Regions from separate parts of the Mus musculus genome. Here all the other regions are linked to region 1. The links are chromatin loops, found by intact Hi-C in ENCODE. Cell type or tissue: heart. All regions are shown on one strand. Region 1 holds the start of Mgat4b (mannoside acetylglucosaminyltransferase 4, isoenzyme B). Region 2 holds the start of Mrnip (MRN complex interacting protein). Region 3 overlaps Tbc1d9b (TBC1 domain family, member 9B). Region 4 has its middle 39 kb from the start of Rnf130.

What was found. Hi-C counts contacts between places; a loop is a spot of excess contacts. Peaks named below come from ENCODE experiments on the same cell type or tissue, not always from the same donor. Only the 100,000 strongest peaks of a DNase experiment are listed, where the experiment ranks them.
Region 2: a loop joins it to region 1, with 2.3 times the contacts of the local background. A loop is called at or near these places in 19 of 42 quality-filtered maps.
Region 3: a loop joins it to region 1, with 3 times the contacts of the local background. A loop is called at or near these places in 19 of 42 quality-filtered maps.
Region 4: it touches region 1 in a loop (2.8-fold over the local background); 14 of 42 quality-filtered maps call a loop at or near these places.

Annotation. Positions count from the first base shown.
Region 1 is chr11:50,223,023-50,228,022 of GRCm38, reverse strand. Mgat4b (mannoside acetylglucosaminyltransferase 4, isoenzyme B) reads right to left here and starts at 2,688. Exons shown (of 15, transcript NM_145926.3): 1 at 2,284-2,688. The coding sequence starts at 2,380. It overlaps Gm36556 (a long non-coding RNA gene), which reads left to right and starts at 2,802. Exons shown (of 2, transcript XR_388620.4): 1 at 2,802-3,209; 2 at 3,412-5,000. In heart, a CTCF peak has its summit at 2,774; DNase peaks (open chromatin) are centred at 632, 1,462, 2,162 and 2,712; H3K4me3 peaks cover 3,318 bases; H3K27ac peaks cover 3,515 bases.
Region 2 is chr11:50,172,375-50,177,374 of GRCm38, reverse strand. Tbc1d9b (TBC1 domain family, member 9B) reads right to left here. Exons shown (of 22, transcript NM_001290760.1): 22 at 4,590-5,000. It overlaps Mrnip (MRN complex interacting protein), which reads right to left and starts at 2,524. Exons shown (of 7, transcript NM_026543.3): 1 at 2,424-2,524; 2 at 489-548. The coding sequence starts at 2,489. In heart, no CTCF peak of the experiment used is centred here; a DNase peak (open chromatin) is centred at 2,614; H3K4me3 peaks cover 1,655 bases; H3K27ac peaks cover 1,295 bases.
Region 3 is chr11:50,159,117-50,164,116 of GRCm38, reverse strand. Tbc1d9b (TBC1 domain family, member 9B) reads right to left here. Exons shown (of 22, transcript NM_001290760.1): 15 at 4,406-4,474; 16 at 2,422-2,662; 17 at 2,006-2,071; 18 at 221-292. Among named protein-coding and RNA genes, the nearest start is that of Mrnip, 13 kb to the left of the region's middle. In heart, a CTCF peak has its summit at 2,365 (motif pointing left); DNase peaks (open chromatin) are centred at 1,566, 2,026 and 2,228.
Region 4 is chr11:49,983,818-49,988,817 of GRCm38, reverse strand. No RefSeq gene overlaps it. Among named protein-coding and RNA genes, the nearest start is that of Rnf130, 39 kb to the left of the region's middle. In heart, CTCF peaks have their summits at 2,247 and 2,447 (motif pointing left); no DNase peak of the experiment used is centred here.

The sequences.
Region 1 (5,000 bases):
AGCCCCAGGTGAGGACTGCAGCAGTGACCGTGCCAGAATAGACTCCACGGGGTGTGGAACATGTGATGCCCTACAAGCAGGGTAATTAACACACCCTGAGGACTACAAACCACAGTGTTCCACCTGGCTCTCTCTTGGCAGAGAAAACAGATTTTGGAGCCAAGCTGGGGTATAAACTTTGTATATGTACTTAGAGGAAATAGGCTCAGGGCCATAGGAAGACCGCAAGCCCAGCCCAAGGTCTGCTGTAAACCTGCAAGGGGGAAGGGAGTCGAGGTGGAGAGTGGCAGGTGTCCACTCTGTCTCTGGGTCGTGCGGTCCCCAAGGACTCTAGGAGAGCAAGGATCCAGTGAGAGCGTGGCCCTGACACTGAGAAGGACTGTGTGGCTCTGTCTCCCTGAGGTCCAAGCTCTGCAGCTGTTTGGCTGAGGCTATAGTTTGATTCCTGAATGTCTGGCTGCTTCAACAGATAAAAGCCAAGGTTGGATTTGAACCTGAGTCCTAAACCCTAGGTGCACCTGGCCAAGTCTGAGTCTTTCCCACTCTTAACCCAGGCTCTAGGGTGACCCCTGCTTCTGCTGCCTCTTTCCTCTCTGGCTCCCCGCCTACATCCTCCCTTCCGGTTCTTTTGCTCTTCCCCTAAGTACTGGACCCTCCTCTCCTGAGCCCCATATCCGCTACAAAGTGGAAACCAGCTTCAATCTAGTGGCTGACTAGCTGAGTTTGCTACTGACTTGTCTGTGTGGAAGAATGAGAAAGGCCCACAGTCAAGATTCCTGACTTCTAGTCAGCTGGCTTTGCTGGATACCCATGGAAACAGTACAGCCCTGAGGCTACACTCAGTCACTTCTCTCTCTCCATGCATACAGGGCTTGTCCTCAGGAGGAAGAACTCTGTATCTGAGCCCTACTCTTCTCTGATCTTGCTCCCCAGGCCCTCAGAATGCTAGTCTCCTGGCTTGCTCCCTCGGGAGGTATCCTAACATCAGATGGAGACATGTGACTGTCATAGGAAGCACACGGGACCACTACCAAATGAGGATGAGACACAGTCTAATGGCCCTAACCACAATGGAACAACCTGATCCCAGTTCTTCCGACACGGCTCCACTACAGCCCTCATAGCTTTCCATGGCTACTCTCCCAAGGGCTCAAAATGTACCCTTCTGGATGCCACACCCTACCTTCAGAGAACCGTCCCCTGGCCATACCCTCCCTTGATAGCTCATTCCATCCCACACTCTCTCTGTGCCAGGCCCTATCGAATCTCTCCTTAGAGTTCCTGACTTGTGATTCTCTCAAGACCAGCCCAGACCTCCACTACCACTAAAATAGGGAAAGTGCTACAGGAGGTGAGGCTGGGCTGAGCAGGCAGGAGCCTGATGCCAGGAGTTGGACTTGCCACAGGCCTCTTCCTGGACCTCCCCTTCCCCGTTTAGCATAACCTTTGGGAACAGAGAGCCTGCTTGAGGGAGGGAGAGAGCTAGCCCACCTCAGCCTGATATGACAGGAAGAACAGAAGGCAGGCAGGAAGGAAGCAGCTCAGAGTCTCCTGTGTCCAGGCTGGGTGGATCATGGTCTCTGAACTCCTCAGCTCCCACTCAGTTTAAACCATTCAACCTAGCTCAGGGGGCTTCCTAGCAGTGCTAGGACCTGTGTCCTTCTACTCCCAAGACGGCTGGCCAAGCTGGGAGGCCATAGTGTGGACTGGCCAGCAAGCCCAAGCTTCGAAGCTGCACCAGGAAAGGCCAAGGAAACCCCACAAAGTGATCACATATCAGGGTTTCTGGGCTAGCTATTCAAGAGGCCCTACAGAGGAACCCTGGGGCTCGGTGCCATGGAGGAGGCTGTAGGCCCCCAGGGAGCAGCGCCCACGGGAGCAGGGCTGCTGCAGAGCACAACAGTGGATGGGGCAGGGAGATGGATACCTTGGCTCTATCTCCTCACCTGTCTCAACAATACTGTGCCAGCTCTTGTCCAAGAGCCTGCACCAGGTTCTCTGGGTACACTACCTCTGTGACCTTGTGTCTCTGCCCCTCTGTGGGAACTCCATAGGTCCTTAACTTGCCAGTGGAAGCGCCCGCCCCTGGCATGGGATAACCGCAGGCAGAGGCCAGTCCCGAGCGCCACACGGAGGCGGGGATCTGGTAACCACTCGCTCCCCTCGGCCAGGCCTGACCAGGGAATTTCGTGATGCCAAAAGCAAACAAGTGGGGCGAGCATGGGAGAGGCTCAGGTGCTCCCGGTGCGGGCCTGAGCAGGCGGCGGCAGGGTGGGGGCTCACCTTTCTGGCCGCTGAGCGCTGCGTACCAGGAGAGCGAGAGGAAGGCGCACAAGCAGAAGAGCAGCAGCGTCAGGAAGGTGCCATTGCGGAGCCTCATCTCCCCCGATGCGCGGCGGGCGCCGGCGGGGCCGAGGCCGCATGGCCCGGGGGACCGGGGCCGGGGCACGGGGGCCCGGAGGCGGCGGGGGCCCCGGCCCCGGAGCGCGGAGGAGCTGCGGGCCCGGGAGAGGAGGCTACAGGCAGGGCGGGAATGGGGACGGGGGTGGAGGGCGCGTGCGAGCTGCTCCTCCGCGGTGCGCGGTGCTGGCGGCCTCGATCTGAGGCTGGGCCGGGGCCGAGCAGGGTTGGGGCAAGGCGGCAAGAGCCGCGGCCGGGCTGGATCCGGGACCGCCGCCGAGTCGACGGGCGAAGGGCGGGGCGGCCGGGATTTAAAGGGGCCGCATCACTCGCCGCCGCTGGGAGCACCGCGAGGGGGCGGGGTAGGAGGCCAGCTCCCGGGATCCCGGCGGGCCCGCCTTGGGAAGGTGGCACGCGCGTGGAATAGCGCGCCCCAGGAAAGTCGCGGCTACAGTGGTGATGAATGAGGGTCAGCTATTGTGCAGCAGGGACAGACGGCGGAGATGCCTGTTCCCCCAAGTCTCCTTTCAGAAGATCCCATGAGCAAGTCCCTACACCTAGACCTTCAAGCCCTCCTCCCGACAGAGAGGATCTGGCATGGGAGGGGCCCGCTGTAGCCGAGCTGAGGTTATCTCTAGCTAGCAGGCTAGCCAGAAAGTGCCAGCTGCTCTCTCTTGCGCCCACCAGTACTCCCTTCTCAGGGCATTCTCTGATGTGCCTCGGAGAGTGTGCTGCGGACCGGGGGAGGCGCTCCTACTCTATCGAACAAGGACAATGGGCCGCTCTCAGGAGTAACAGAGCCGTTGTTTGTAGGTGGAGAGCACCCTCCGGAGCCCAGCCGACTAGCTTCCCGGTGCCAGGCATGCTGTGGGCGGGAGTCAGGCTCAACCTGTAGTTTAGAGGATCACGGGTCCGCAGGGTGACCGGGGGCGGGGGCGGGGCGCCTCTGGTTCCTATTTGTACAGCGGCGCCTAAGACTTTATTGCTGTCTCTTCTTGCATCTTATTACAGACTTCCCTCCATGCCTCTGCGGAACCAGGAACTGGACACACAATGAAAGGACTCACTGAGCCAAGGCAGCCTCGGGGCATGCATTTTGGAAGCGCCAAATCTACTTCCCTTCTTGAGTCTCATCACCATTCAAAATGGAACCAGAAGCTACTTTGTAAAATGGAGCTACTACCTAAGAGCAGAGTGGTGACGGCTACTAAGCCTGAGTTCCATCCCTCAGAATCCACAGGGTGGAAGGAGTGAAATGACTGCTGCAATTGGTTCTCCGATCTCTGCATGGTGTCTATGGCACGACAGTGCCATCCACGTATGATGTCCTGAAAGACCCTGCTTGGAATGACCGTGAGCGCGTGCGGGGGTGGGGTCGGGGGGAGGGGTGATCACACGCTGGGTGGGTGATGGTCTCAGTAAAGTAGAAGCTGCAGTGGTGATCTCACATACACACACACACATACATGCACACGCTTGCGTGCACAATAAAGTGACCCATACCCAGGAGGCAGGAGGATCCTTATGAGTTTAAGGAAGGCTTGGTCTACATTTAGAATTCTTGGCTAGCCAAGGCTGCATACTAAGATTCTGGGGGCAGAGTTGGGGTGGGGAGCTACAGAAGGCAAGGCACAGTCCAAAAGCCACTGTTTTACAGTTTGGAGTGACTTAGAGCAAAGTACAGCCTGATCTTGTTGGAACCTTCTGAGGGGAAGTATCCTGGTGTGTTGTCCTGTTTTCATAGGAGTCTTCTCTGTGGTGCAAAAAATAGTAGGTCTTCATTTTAGTCATATAAAGTTTTAATTTTGTTTAAAAGACAAAACAACAACAACAGTGGAGCCAGTATAGTGTGTGACATGCCTCCAATGCTAGCAGCCAGACAGCAAAGGCAGGAGCTCTGTGAGCCATACATAGTGAGCCCATGTTGTCATTCCCCAAGCCCCCAAAACAGTTTAAGACCAGCTTGATATACATAGAAAATTTAAAATTCTGAGCCAAGTAGAGCTATACAGTGGAACTGTCCTAAAAACAAATAAGGCTAGAGAGGTGGCTCCGTAGTTAAGGTACTTAACCGCTTGCTCTTCCAGAGGACCCACCCCAGTTAGGTCCCCATCAGCTTTTACAGGTGGCTCACAGCTACCTGGAACTAAGGGAAATAGACACCTCTAAGCTCAGTGTGTAGGCATGCACATACTTAAAAAGAAATCTAGAAATCAAGCAACAAAAAGTATATTAGAGCTGGAGTATAGCTGAGTGGTGAAGCACTCAACATCAACTAAAGTGGATGACTTAAGGAAGATGCTATAATGATTAAACCAGTGGATCTGAAGGACATGGACTGTAGGTGAGCACACGGATTTCCCCTCTCCCATTGCTACCTTGGAGTAGGGGAACAGGAATAAGAGAAGGTCCCTGATGTCTAGGGAGCAGAGCCTCTGTAGAAACAGGAAATTGGGGTTAGGGAGAGCCCATGTCTCAGGAGCAGGACCTCACAGCAGCCTGGCTACCTCCAGCCTCCTCCTTTGAAAATGGCAGCATTGTCTGGCACGTGTCCTGTTTTCCACTGTCTTTGCCTTTGTAGTAATTAATTAATCCGGGCC
Region 2 (5,000 bases), 51 kb after region 1:
TTGGCATTCTGTCACTACAGATGGTTGCATACTGCCCAGTGTGGGCGGATGCTGAGAAACACGCTCTGGTCCTCTGCAAGAGCAGCAAGCATTCCTAAGCACCGACAAAGCTCTCCAGGCAGCCCTGCTCCCTTCTGCACTCCCCCGTGTTTTCAAGATGCTCATCTCGTTTTGAATGATGGATGTACATGTGTGTGTGCACCCATGTGAATTATTTACCCTTCCACAGAAGCACATCTGTAAGCCCCAAGGTTACAGTGTTCCTACTTCCTATTGTCTCCCTGTGCCCGGCATGCAGAAGCTACTGAAGAAACCCTTGCTGAACGAAGGAGTGAAGGACAGACCCTGTGTAGTCACTGCTCCACCCACTGACGATGCAGGAGGAAGGAACCCAGGGTGCAGCAGCTCTCAAAGGTGAACTGTGAGAGAAAAGGATCCTGGCTGTAGGAAGAGAGGTTGGGCTCTTTAGTTTTTTTCTCAGTACTTACCCGAACAAATGACTGCTTCTCTCCACAAGCCTTGCATGTCCATTTGAGACTCTTCTTCACCTACAATGAAATATTGGAAATTATAGCTCAAACAACTTCATATGACAGGTAGATGTGAATCAGAAATAACTTAGCTATACCCCCAGCCCTGAAAGTAGCATTTTAGGTGAGGAAGGACTGTACTATTTAATAGGTAGGTGCTGGGAAGATTGGCCATTTGTATGAAACAACAAACATCCAGTTGGAGTTTTGCCATCCCAGGGTCCAAAAAAGGAATGTCAATGGGTAAAAGTTTATTTGCTGAGCAAGCATGAGGGCCTGAGGTCAGATCTCCGTAGCCACGTGAGCCTGTGTTCACAGGACTGTCGGAGGTGGGAATGGGGTCAATGGGGACTGCTGGCTGCCAGCCTAGCTCCAGGTTCAGTGATAGACCCTGTTCCAGAGAAATAAGGTGGAAAGACAGCAGAACTAATGTTCCTTTCTGGCCTCCATGTGCTTATCTGCATACAAGCATGCATATAACAGACACACAGACAGACAGACAGACACACAGACACACACACTACATGCGCATGCGAGCACAGAGTGGGGCAGGAATTCCAGAGCTGGAGATATGCCTCTGTGGCAGCTAGTACATTGGAGATACAGTTCATCAGTTAAGAGAATTGGCTGCCCTTGTAAAGGACCTAAGTTCTGTTCCTAGCACCAATGTGGCAGCTCACAACTGTCTGTCCCTCTAACTCCAGGAGATCTAAGACCCTCTTCTGGCTTCTGTGGGTACCACATTTTATGGGGTGCAGACATACATGCAAGGCAAACCATACACATAAAAATAATTTTTTTATATAGATACAAAAGCTCCTTGAAGAAATGTCATGAAAGATTATGCTTAACTATACAAAGAGATCTAGGCTGATTCGTAAGTCTCCTGGGACTGACGTGGCATTAGAGATATATACTCTAGATATTCAGGAAGCTGAGGCCAGGGATTAGGAATTAGAGGTCAATCTAAAGTAAATATTGAAATTATGTCTTGGCAACACCCTCAAAACCAAACCAAATTCCACCCCCTAAAACAATAAAACCACTACCACCAAGACTAAGATTTGGGTTGGGGATCAGCTCAGAAGTTAACTAATAAGGTTGAGGCAGGAGGATCTAGAGCCTGGAGCCAACTTGACGTATGAAACAAAGCCTCTCAAACAAACACCGACCACTATCCCCTTTAACCATTTATGGGTTGTGCTGGCTCTAATGAGCATGGAGGTAACTATTACCACGAAGATAAGGCTGCAGGTAGAGGCACCAAGTGACATCCGGGCCCACCAAGGGGAATGTCAAAATGGAGTCCAAACTGCTTATACATTATTCAGTTTTGCTTGTTTTGAAACAGGGTCTCGGATAACCCTGGTTGGCCTCAAACTCGCTAAGCCCTCCTACCTTCATTCATTGCCATGCCTAATCCCATTTTTGGGCTGTGGGAATGTTAGGCGAACACCCAACCCTAGGGCTTTTAAAGCTCACCATTCACTGTAATAAAACTGAGAAGAGACACTGAGTGTAATGATGGGCTAGGTTCTGCGTAGAGGACGCTACTCCTCAACCTGGATTCCTGACCATTTTGCTAGTATCCAATGGAAGCCGCCTCAGAAGAAACAACTACTGTGGATTCTACAACGATCATGCAAAAAACCGACATACACTGGGCTGGGTGGTAGCTCAGTGGAAGAGCGCGCCCACAGCTCTGAGCAGAACCCTCAGCAGCAACAACAGATAAACACAAACAAAATGGCAGAGGCGTGTTGTGAAGTGACAGCAACGAAGCACAGCCTTCAGCCTCGTCACTGTCATTTCCCATGGCCATATGAGACGCGGCCCTCCATATCTCGCCCACCGTCCTGCTAGGAAAGAGGGTGAGGCAGACGCCCACCCCACCTGATGCGCCTGAAAGATGTGGCAGCTGCAGCACCGTAGAACCCGAGACTGCTGAGCCGGCGCCATTCAGGACTCACTCTCCCGCCGTGAGCTCGGGCTCTGCAATCCCGCCCAGGCTCCGCCCAACCTGCGCTGGTTCCGGCCCCTCTAGGCTCAGCTCCACCTCGCATGCCCTGGTGCGTCTCTCCGTTCTTCTCTGACTGAGTCGGCCCCGCCCCTGAGAGCTCTTGAGCCGCTCTAGCCCACTGTCTCGGTGGTCACTGTTCGCCTCTCCGGCCTCCCAACCCCGCCTCCATCCCCTGACAAGCATAAAAAACAAATCAAATCAAAACAAACCAAATCAAGTCAAATCAAATCAAATCAAATCAAAACAACAACAACACAACCCGAGCTGGTGTTCCTACGTGTTTGGTCCATCGCCTTTGGCTCTCTGACTCGGAGCAGGGACGGTGCTTTTCTACAGCCAGGACATCTTTGCATGGCTGACATTATAAACTATCTTGGTTTTGAATTAAAACTGTCGTGTGACTGTGATCTCAGCATTTACAAGACGGAGGCAGGAAAACGTCAAATTAAAGGTCCTTTATCGCCGGGCGGTGGTGGCGCACGTCTTTAATCCCAGCACTTGGGAGGCAGAGGCAGGCGCACTTCTGAGTTCAAGACCAGCCTGGTCTACAAAGTGAGTTCCAGGACAGCCAGGGCTACACAGAGAAACCCTGTCTCAAAAAACAAACAAACAAAAACAAAACAAAAACAAAAAAACAAAACAAAAACAAAACAAACAAAACAAAACAAAAAAGGTCCTCTTTCCCTCCAGAGTCTGAGGCTAGTTTGGGATACAACATTGTAGGAAAATGGATGGGTCTGGAAAGTATATTTTTTATACTTTTTATATTTTTTATTTTTTATATATTTTTTGAGACTGGATCTTACTATGTAGCTGTAGCTCGCTGGCTTTAACTGCTCCTGCAGAGGACCCATATTCAGCTCCTAGCACCTACATGGCAGCTCACGAGTATCTGTAACTCTGTGGGTGCTAGGCATGAACATGGTAAATATACATACATGCCGGCAAACATTCATACTTATAAAATTAGTAAATATTTCAAAAATAAACAAAGTCATTCTAGAGCTCAGTGGTTAAGTCACTAGAGTCCTGTCTCTTCCCCCTGAAACCTGAGATTAAGGCATACCCCCAGGCTGGCTTCTTTTCTTTCTTCTTTTTATTTTTCTTCCCTCTCTGTGTAGCCCTGGCTATTCTAGAATTCCTTCCCTCTGTAGACCAGGCTGGCCTCAAACCCACAGAAACCTGCCTAATTCTGGCCACCTAAGTGCTGAGATTAAAGGCATGCTCCACCACCACCTGGCTTAATTGGTATTTTGAAACCATAAACTTTACAAGATTGGTGTTGAAGGATCATACTGTGAACCCCAAGAGTGTATACTGGAAAAAAACCTGTCTTTAGTTGTGGTGTGGCTTAGCCCTAGTTCACACCTTTAATCCAAGAGTTTTGAAAGATAACTGATCACACTATAAGATTGTATACTGGAAAAATCTGTTCCTAGTTGTGGTGTGGCTTAGCTCTAGCACACACCTTTAATCCAAGAGCTGTTTCTTGTAAACAAGATTGAATAAAGTCAACCATAGGTATGGAGGCTGAACAAGCAACCAGTTGACAGGGAGTGAACACAGGAATAAAACTATAGAAAGTAAGAGGAAGTCAGGAGCATGGATAGAGAGACACACAGGATATAGGAAGGAGGGACATTCAGTTGGAAAGGTTTTTAAGACAGTGTGGAGAAAGAAATTTTATTTTTCCTTCTGGGATGTGGGTTGAAGAAGGTCAGTTGGGTACTTTCTCTTTTCTGAGCTAGTAGGCTTTCACCAGCATGTCTGGCTCCTGAGTCTTCACTTGGTAAAATCAAATGTTTGGGATTTTTTTTACAAAGAACAGACTAGTGGTTGCCTGGCGCTGGGAGAGGGAGCAAGAATGTACTGTAAGTGGATCTAAGGGCTGATAGAGACGATCCAGAAGGGAACAGGAATCTACTGTAAGTGGACCTAAGGGATCTTCCTGGGCTGATAGAGATGATCCAGAATTGTGTTCAGATGGTAACTCAGCAGGTTTACTAGAAATCACCGTTTTGTACTTTAAACAAACAAAGTAATTTTTAAAAAATTTTTTATTTAGTATTTGTGTGGTGGTGTGGGCAGAGACCAGCATGTCCCATTTCATCGCTCTGCGTTATTCCCTTGAGGCAGGGTTTCTCACTGAACCTGAAGCTGGCTATCTGGTTAGGCTGCCCATCTCTGATCACCAGCACTGGGGCACAGGTGGGCATGACCATGCCCAGCTTTTACATTCGTGCTGGGAATCAGCAAAGTTTAAAGTATTGTTGTAAATAATACCTAATGTCTTCTTATTTATTTTAGCTTTTTGAGACAGGATCTCCACATGTAGCTTAGGGTTGGCCTCAAACAACACAATTGTCTTACTTCATCCTCAAGGGCAGGATTATAGACATGCCACCCACCGCACTTGGCTTTATCAGGATCCATTTGTTGGTAGAAGCAAA
Region 3 (5,000 bases), 64 kb after region 1:
CACGTCCAGGGAGACAGAGATGCAAGAGAAACAACAGTTGAGAATGTCTACAGGGGCCAGTCTGGCCCAGGGAGTGCTGTGGGGCCCTCCCAGAGAGCACCCCAGGGTGGCATGCTCCCGGAGCCCACAGTGGGACTGCTGGCTCCTACACAGGCCCCACGGGAAGACGGAGAGCTGCAGAGCGCAGCTGGCTGTGCTGGCTGTCTCAGGAGTGGCTCACCTTCCGAGGAGCTATCCTCTGTGAAGTAATGGGCGGCCTCCAGGGCTGACTCGGCTTCCTCTGGGATCAGAGCTGTGTTCCAAGAGAAGCAACAGTGAGGACAGGGGAGACTTCCAGTTCTAGTCAAAGAGGAAAAGGCCACCCGCGCCCAGTCATGTACCACCAGGCTGAACCCCATTTACTCGAACTCCGGACAGTTTTAGTAGAGTTGGTGACATACTTGTTGGTGAGGCAGGACCTCACGCTGTAGTACAGGCAGCCTCTAACGCTGCACCCTCCTGCCTCAGCCTTCCGAGTGTGTCTGACTTGCTACCTTGATTTTGACAGTGGGGGGTGTGTGCTGGGGACTGAACCCCAGGTTATCCTGTATGTTAAGCACTTGCTCTATGGCTGAGCTAAGTCCCTGATAACTGTTTTGGGAAATGCAGTACATGTGCTGAGTAAGAAAATAATCCATCTGCCCAGGGCCTGGTGAACTTAGCTATCCTCCCACACAGGATGACCTGGCTCAGCGGATTCCTTTGGGACATTTTACATGCCTATGCGCGAGCGTGAGCACACACACACACATACACACACACACACACACACATCACTTGACTCATCTTACTTTATATTGTGGCAACTGTACCACATTAATATACCCCAGCCTGTCCCACACTCTACATGTGCTGGGAGTGGCTGACTGCAACCTGAGGTTTCAGATCCCCAAGGCTGTGTGTCCATGTGACCTCACCATTCCTGATGTATGGAGGGGATGTGGTAGGGCTTAGGGAGCAGGGCAAGGCATAGACGGGTGGTCGGACCCAAGCAGTCCAGTACCTAGATGAAGCATTAGGTGGTGGGCACAAACCCAGTTCTCTGATGCAACCCAGGCTTTGGCTCTCACCAGCTGCAAGGTAGCCTCACTTGAGAGTTGTGCTCCAAGAGCGCCTTCAGCTCTACCCATAGAACCATCATTGGGGAGCTCTGATTAGTGAACTGGGCACTACTGCACACAGTGAGTCACAGGGGTGCAAGGTGAGTGGTGGTTGCAGCCTTATAACCTCACTTTGGGCTGATTCTGACCGCAGATTCTGTATTCGAATTACTCAGGGGGAGGCCCCAGACAAGAGGACCTAGGGTGGTTCCACAGGAGGAAGCATGGCACCCTGGGCCATCACTGTCACCTTTCTGGATCTGGTTCCTACTAAGGGAAAGCTCCTTTTTAGGGGCTATCCTGAGCTCTGGCCACACATGAAGGATGCTGGAGCCATGTGCTGGCCAGCTTCATAGAGCCTCTCAGCTTGGCTCACACCAGCTGCCCACAGGAAACTTCCCACCCTAACAACAGCTCCATTACTGAGAGGAAGGAAGTGGGGCCTCTGAGGACATGTGACAGGACCTGCAGGTGGCCTAGGCAGTGTCCCAGGCTGTCTTGGGACAAACAGGAACCTTTGGTTAACAATTACTTTAAGAACAAGACAGTTTAGGACCTTGTGTCTCACTGGTACCTCCTTCATGGCCTCCTGCCCTGATGTGGATTCTGGATCATGTTGCCCTGCTTGATGGGCTGAGGAGCTCAACTGGAATCTTCCCTCATGCCCTTTCCCCATTCTGGGCTTGTGCTCAGAACAGCAGGGCGGACCTCAACCCCAGACCCTCACCCCCACTGGGCCCAGAGCCTCCCTTCCACTTAACTCTCTCCCTCTTGGCCACAACCGTCCAGTGGCGTGTTGGCAGTTCCGTGGTTCTGGACAGTCTAGGGACAGAGAAGCCCACAGCAGGAAGCCTGAGGTCACTCACCTGGGGGCAGGTGCAGTTTGTAGAGCGCCTTGAGCTTCTCAGTGAGGTCTCCATGGTACATCCCACCTGTGGAGCAAGGCCAGGGAGGGACATGCTTGGCAAGGAGACTCTAGGAACACACTGCAGGCCATATCCCCAGACCCTTCCTGTGGGCTCTAATGGAGACTCCACACTCTGGGAAGGTTTGGGTCTTCCCTAGCCAGGTCTCTAGGAAAGATCAAATGAGCCCTGGGCCTCCTGCTTCCCTAAGACCCTATGGAAAAGCTTAACCTTCTTTGGGGCCAGAGCCCCAAGGAGAGGGACAGTAGAACAGTCTGCTGAGGTCTGGCATAGGCAAGGGCTCAAGGTCGCCCCCTGCTGGCCTCAGGAAGGACAGCTGCACTGACTGGTGCTTGAAAGATGGGTGAGACACTCACTCATCCCTGTCACAAACTCCTTGAAGTTGATCAGTGAGTCCTTGTTTTGATCCAGGAGTCGGAACATGCGGCCTGCCAACACAGGCGTGTGAGAGCCACAGGCCCAAGGCGTCAGGCTGGCAAAGAGCTCCCGAAACTGGCTGGCATCGATCCGGTACTGCTCCAGGTAGGGCAGGCTGGGGTCTCGGTGGACGGCTGCTGAGCGGTTACCACCCCAGTACTGGCTTGCCAGATGCTTGGCCTGCAGGGGACACCGTCTGGTGAGATGGCTTTTGGGGCCCTGACTCTCAGGATTACCAGGGTGCCTTCCCTGATCTGTCCATATTCTTAGGGTAATGAGCTCTGGCCTGGTACCTCAGCTTTCACGGGATCCCTCACTCTAGTGCACAGCAGAGGAACTGAACAGGGCCTCATGGACTTGACTGTTCTGACACAGTGTGGCCGCCTCGGCAACTGACCCTAAGGTAGCTGAAAAGGACTGCAGGAACTGGCAATGTGGACCCACAGTCTCAGTACTCAAGAAACTGAGGCAGGAGGATCACTGGACCTCCAGAACTCAGTGTGAAGCAAGTCTGGGCAATGCAGAGAAAACCCAGCCCCAAAGCAAACAGAACAAAATACCCACCCAACCTACTCACTTGCTCCATCAGTCAACTAACCAACCCCACACCACCAAAACCCAAACCCAAACCAAACCAAACCAAACAGAGGGAGTGTGGACTTTCGCCTTTGCCCCCGCGCCCCTCCATGCCCTTCCCCCTCCTTTTGATGCACCTGAATTTTGTGTGCAGACTCACCCTTGGGCTAGGGGTTACAAGGCTGTAGGTTACCCACCATCACTGGGTTGTTGCAGCCCAAACCACCCCTTAGCTACAGCACCTAGGTTGACTCATCCCAATGCCTGATCTGTGTCTTTTGCTAAAACTACTTAGAAAGAAAATTCAGTTTCCACCGGGGTCCCTGAGAGCCTGACCCAGGAGCTGCTCAGGACAGTCCTACAGGAAAAGCAGCCCAGAGGTTAACTGGGATGGAGGAGTGTCACAGCCAGTTTCAGTACCCTGACTCAGCCATGCCTGAAGCTGTGTAACTTTCCAGTTAAATGAGTAGGTGTGTTCCCTCTTCTGTGTGAGTTGGGTTGAATTTTTGTTGTTGTTGTTGTTTTGTTTTTTCCCCCCTGCTATTTAGGAGTGCTCTATTAGAGTACAGTCAGTAAACTGCTTGTCATGCAAGCATGAGAACCTAACTTTGGTCCCCAGAACCAACATAAAAAAGCTGGGTGTGTGGGACTGGAAACACAGCTCAGGGAATAAAGGTGCTTGCGGCCAAATGGAATGCCATGAGTTTGATCCCCGGAACACACAATAAAAGGAGAGAACCCACACTCACAAGCTGTCCTCTGATTTCTATACATGCACCACCATAAGTACATGTAACCATGAGATCTAAAAAAAAAAAAAAAAAAAAAAAAGGTGCACCAAGCAGTGGTGGTGCTCGCCTTTAATCCCAGCACTTGGGAGGCAGAGACAGGCGGATCCCTATGAGTTAGAGGCCAGAGACTCTGTAGTGACTCTGTAGATTCACTCTGTCTACAGAGTGAGTTCCAGGACAGTCAAAGCTACATAGAGAAACTCTGTCTCGAAACGCAAAACAACAACAATGGTGCTTGTGGTGGTGTGCCTTTAGAATCACACGCTGTGAGGCAGAAGCAGGGGGCTGGGGCTCACGGGCCAGCCAGCCTAGCTTACTTGGTAAGCTCTTGGCAATGAGGGACCCTGTCTTTATAAGCATCGGCTTCAGGAGTAACACCTGAGGTGCTCATGTGCACACTCTGTTCACTAATTGCCAAGAAAGATTAAATTCTGCCACACATGGTTCACAGGAACTGCAACTGGGGACAAGGAGTTTCCTGACTAGGAGCTGCTGTTTGAGGACAGACTTAACAGCCGAGGTGGGGAGCTCCACCCACCCCTGTGTTCACTGTCACCTTAAACACCATGTAAAGATCCTCCAGCTCTTCAATGGAGAAGCCGATGTCCCCTGGTATGGCTCGGACCTAGAAGGAAAGATGAAATGTTGGTAGTGGAGGGCCCAAGTTCCTGCCAGAGTCCAGACAAGTGCTTGTTCTCATGCAAACAGTGTCAAAGGGCAGCAAGGGTGTGGCTGCCCTTTGCTGTCACCAGTGGCCAAGCACACGAGGGTGGGTCTACTCAGGAGAGGGAACCTGTGTGCTCACCCTTCACCACTACCTGCCAGGCAGTTCCCCTCCCTGGAACTCTTCCTGGGGTGGGTGCTTAGATGGGCTCTTTCTCTCCTGACCGACCCACTGAGGGACATGGGCTGATGGATGGCATCTTTGCTCCAGCTGCCTGGAAGGGGTTCTATAATTTGCCAGGCAGGTCTTTTTACTTCAATTAGCAAAATGCCCTGAGTGCCTTGGAACCCTGAAGGGAGGGTTGAGAATGTGGAGGCCGAGGGCAGAGACCAAGAACAGGTTTAAACAGTGCATGGGATGGCAAAAGGTCCATCCCCTGAACAGCCTAAGACAAGGGCTTCAGGCAGGGGCATATGGTACAGGCTAG
Region 4 (5,000 bases), 240 kb after region 1:
TGCAATGATCAATGGTGTCAAATTCCTGAGCGTGTCCATCTCTACCTGTGGCGGTTTGAATAGGTTTGGCCCCCATAGACTCCTGTGTTTGAATGCTGGACTCACAGGGAATGGCACTGCTATATTCCACCCTCATGCTTTGTATATTGTGGGTTAATGCTGCAATGAACATTTATATACAAGTTTTTGCATAAATGCATGTTTTCATTTTGGGGGAGTTTATATTTATAAGTTTGGGTTGTTGGGTCATATGGTAACACTAACTCTTTTCTTAGTTTCTGAAAGCTAATGTTGGGATTCTCACAGTCTCTGCTGAGGCTAGCACTCAAGTGCAGTGAGGGATGCCCTTGCTTCAGGTGCAATCAAAGCAAGCTAAAATATCTCAACTTCCAAATAAACAATATTTAAACAATTTAGGAGCAGGGCTGAAGAGATGGCTCAGAGGACCCAAGTTCCATTCCCAGCATCTACAGGGAACAGCTTACAAAACATGTAACACCATTACCAGATAATCTGATGACCTTTGTTGGTCTCCATGGGCACTGCACTCATGGCGAATTCACACACACACACACACACACACACACACACACACACACACACACACACACGTAATAAGAATTTAAAGAATTAGAGCCTCAAGATGCTTCAGCTGGTAAAGGCTCTACCTCTGAGCCTGCTGACTGGAGCTCCATCCTCTGGACCCCTTTGGTAGAAGGCAAGAACTGACTCCCACAGCTCAGCAGCTTGTCCTCTGACCTCTACACTGGCACTGTGGCATGAGTGTACCACCTTCGTACACACGAAATACAATTTAATATGTAAAAACAAAATTTAACAAGTTAATTGGGATACACTTGTACATTTTTATGGAGTACAGGATGATAATTTGATGTTCCTGTAAAATGTGGAATGTCCCAGTCAGGGTAATTAGCATTTCAACTGCAAGGCCAGAGCACTGGAGCCCGAGACAAAGGAAATGTGTGACCCTGGCTAGAAAATACTGATCCTTGGGCCATCAAGATGGCTCAGGGGGTATGAGTGATTCACACACAAGGTTGGTAGCTAGAATTTGACCCCTGGACCCCATGGCTGAGAGAGGTCAGACTCCAAAAATTTGCTCTCTGGTCTGTAATACTGCTGGCCCTCTCTCATAGCATAATAATTTAAAAAATGGTACTACGTGGATTCACTCTTCATTAACTTTTTCTTTTTAAATTGCAATCTGTCATGGTAGCCCAGACCTGCGATCCCAGCATTCCTAAGGCCCAAACACTCAGATTGTAAGTTCCAGGCCAATTTGAGCTCACAGCAAGATTCTGTTTTGTTTTTTAAAAAATATTTCACTCAGCTGGGCATAGTGGCTCATGCCTGTGACCCCAGCATTCCAGAAACAAGAGGATAATTTCAAGTTCCAGGCCAGCCTGCTCTTTATGGCAGGTTGTAGACCAGTTAGGGCTACATAGGAAGAACGTATCTTTAAATTAAAAAAAAGAAAAATCGTATTAATCTGAGTCGTGGGCACTCTACTAAATTTTGCACCAGGTTTGTGACAGGCCCAGTCACCCAAGTCCCTTCTGGAACATAAGCCTCAGGCAGACATCATAGTCTCCACACATTCAGCGCACCCCCCCCCCACACACACACACTCCTTGCAGAAAGTTCAGGAAAGAAGTTAGTGTGCAAGGAGTACTTCCATCAGCCGTCACTGTTTAGCCTTCATTTTACAGCGGGCCCTCCATCTGTGAAGCCGAATCTAAAAGCAAGCAGGGAGAAAGATCTCCTCATGAGATTGGGCAGTAAGACCAGATCTCAGGAAGGGCAAGGTGGAAAGGAGGGAATAGATTCCAGGACATTGTGGGAGCGGGGGACTGGGGGGTGGGGGGGTGGGGCGTTAGGTTTGGGCCCAGAGTGGAGCTACTGTCTGGTCAAGACACCCTTGGCTGTGTCCCAAGCGTGTGCTGGAGCTGTGTAGGGGGCAATGGGGAGAGGGTGCCTCCTGGTGGCTCTACATAGGACTGCTCACTCTGCAAGCCTCCATAGCAAAAAACTATAGTTTTTTTAAAAATAAAAATAAAAATAAAAAAGAAGGGGCATAGACTTGATGAAGCCACACAGACCTCAGCAATCAGGATATCATTTTAATGCAATACAAAAAGAGAAAAGAAAAGAAAAAAAGGAAAAAGAAAATCAATGTGTAAGCTACCGCTTATGGGTTGGCCTCTTTATTGGAAATTTGGCAAAAAACCAGAGGGCATATGTCTCTGGTGCCTGCGACATTTCACAGAAAAGCACCAATAAGGGATTGGCTGGAGACATAGCTATTTGGGAAAGCAATTTGCAGCATATCTTCAGATCTAAAACCTTGGTCCTAGCATCCACACTGAGGCAATTAACAACAGCCTATAACTCCAGCTCTAGGGGATATGTCGCCCTCTTTTGGCCTCCGTGGGTACTGCACTCGTACACCCACCACATTTCAACTAAAAATAAAATATTAATAATTAAGGCCATGCTGTCTCCTTCTCATGCAGCGGTCGCCTGCTGGCTTCACCATGTTCTTAGGTTTCCTTTTTTCTTTTCCACCTGACACACTGACCACCTTTCTACAAAATAACAGGATTGTCAGAAACTATGACTCTTCAATGGCCCCTGAGGTACTTTTCCTATATCCTCGCAACAAAATATGGAACAGAAGTGACTTACATAAAGAAAGACTTATTCTGACCATCGTCTTATTCCATCCTACTGGGGAAGACATGGTAAAGTTCATGGTGATGACAGCAGAGGCTCAGGCAGAGACCCCGTTCAGTGTTCAAGGTTTGTCTCCAAGGATTCACTTCTAAAGGTTCTATATCCTCACGAACTAGGACCACCAGCTGATGACCAAGTGTTCAAACACATGAGCCCAGGAGGGATGCTTCACACTCAAATCGTGATAGCTCTCAAAGACCCATAAGGTGAGAGCCGAGTCCTCTGCACACACCAGCTACCTGTCTGGCTTCCATCACTGGGATAAATACCTGAACGAAATATCTAAATAGAAGAAGGATTTTGGCTTGCGGTTTGAGAGGATACTGACCACCATGACGGGGAGGGCATGGTAGTGGGGGTGGCCAGAACACAGTAGGAACACAGAGAGGTCCAGAGCAGGGCCAAGCTATGAGCCTCAAAGCCGGTCCCCCAGTGACTCACCTCCACCTGCTAGGTTCTGCCTCCTAAAGATCCCACAACCCCCACAACATCTCACCAATGGGGAACCATGTGAGTCTACAGGGGACATTTCCTACAAGCTACAATATCCTCCCAGAGGCCCAAAGGCTTGGCTGCCAGCCTGTGGTGTTCTTGGAGGTGGCAGAACCTCTAGGGGGTAGGGCCAACTTGGAAGGAACTTATGCCTGTGGGTTCTTGCATATTGCGTGCTTTTGCTGCGACTCTGTCTTTTTACAGGAGCCAAGCAGCCATGTCTGAATCTCTGAGGCAAACCAAAGTAAGGCTTCCCTCCTGATGGCTGGTTTAGTTCAGGCATGTTGTCACAGTGACAGACAGCCGAGGAGTACACCCTTACACTGTCACACATTTGACCAGAGGCCACTCCCCAACTCCAGCATCTTCCAGCCTATCTCTCTGGCCATATGGCCTCTAATATGATTATATCACAGCCATTCATATTATTGGAGTCCTCCTGTAGATGGTAAGTCACTTTTATCTTGCTTCATTTGAAACCTTTCTTTTTCTGTTTTGTACTTTTGCTACAGTGTGTATGTGCACACACGCACACACACATGAACATGCATGTGTGTTCCTGTATGTATCTGTATGTGCTCTGTGTGATCTGTTCTCTCTCTCTGTCTCCTGTGTGTGTGTGTGTGTGTGTGTGTGTGTGTGTGTGTGTGTGTCTGTCTGTCTGTCTGTCTGCCTGTGTTGTGTCTTTTGGGTCTATCCTGGGTGGAGTTTGTTGAATCTTTTAGACATGTGCATCGATGTTGTCAGTTTGAGGCTATTATTTCAACTATGATATAATTTTCCTGCTATTTGATATCCCTTTCTGCTATTCCCATTATGTTTATCCCAGTGCAGTGAATGGTGCCACATGTTGTTATGAGATTCTGTTCACTATTCTTGATTTTTTTCCCTGTTTCTCAAATAGTATGCTCGGTACCCTTCTAGCTTTCCAACTCCAGGATTTCTGATTCTTTTTCTTACCTCTGCTCTGCTATAAAGTAACCATCCAATCTCCAGTAACATTTGTTTTAATTTAAAATTTTAGTTTATGTGTATGGGTGTTTTTACCTGTGTACCACCTAAATGCAGTAAGAAGCCAGAAGAGGGCAACTGATTTCCTGAAACTAGAGTTGTTAGCCACCATGGGAGTAGTGGGAATCAAACCAGGGTCCTCTGGAAAATCAGCAAGTCAAGTGCTCTTACCCTCCGACCCATGTCTCCAGCCCACCTCCAACAACATTTAAAGAAATCTCTTTTAGGCCAGGCATGGTGGTGCACGCCTTTAATCCCAGCACTTGTCAGGCAGAGGCAGGTGGATTTCTGAGTTCAAGGCCAGCCTGGTCTACAGAGTGAGTTCCAGGACAGCCAGGACTACACAGAGAAACCCTGTCTCGAAAAACCAAAACCAAAACCAAAACCAAAAAAAAAAAAAAAAAAAAAAAAAACTTTATTGCTACCAGACTTTCCGTTATTTCTCAAGTATGATCTCCAGTGGCAATTTCAACATATATATGACAGCTGGCACCTCCTCTCAGTGGTTTCTGTTGCTTTCTCCACTCCACCTCACCCCACCCATTCATGTCATGGGATTTCTGTTCTGTTTTGTTTTGAACTCATGTCTTTTAACTTTAACTTGGGCACTGGGCATTTAGAGTATGGCCCTGGGCATGTATGTGGTCAGTCTGAAAGGACAATGGCTTGCCCAGTGAGCCCTGTGACTGTCTCCCATCCCTCCATTAGCTGTCTGCCTTTGCTGGTATCGCATCTAGCTGCTA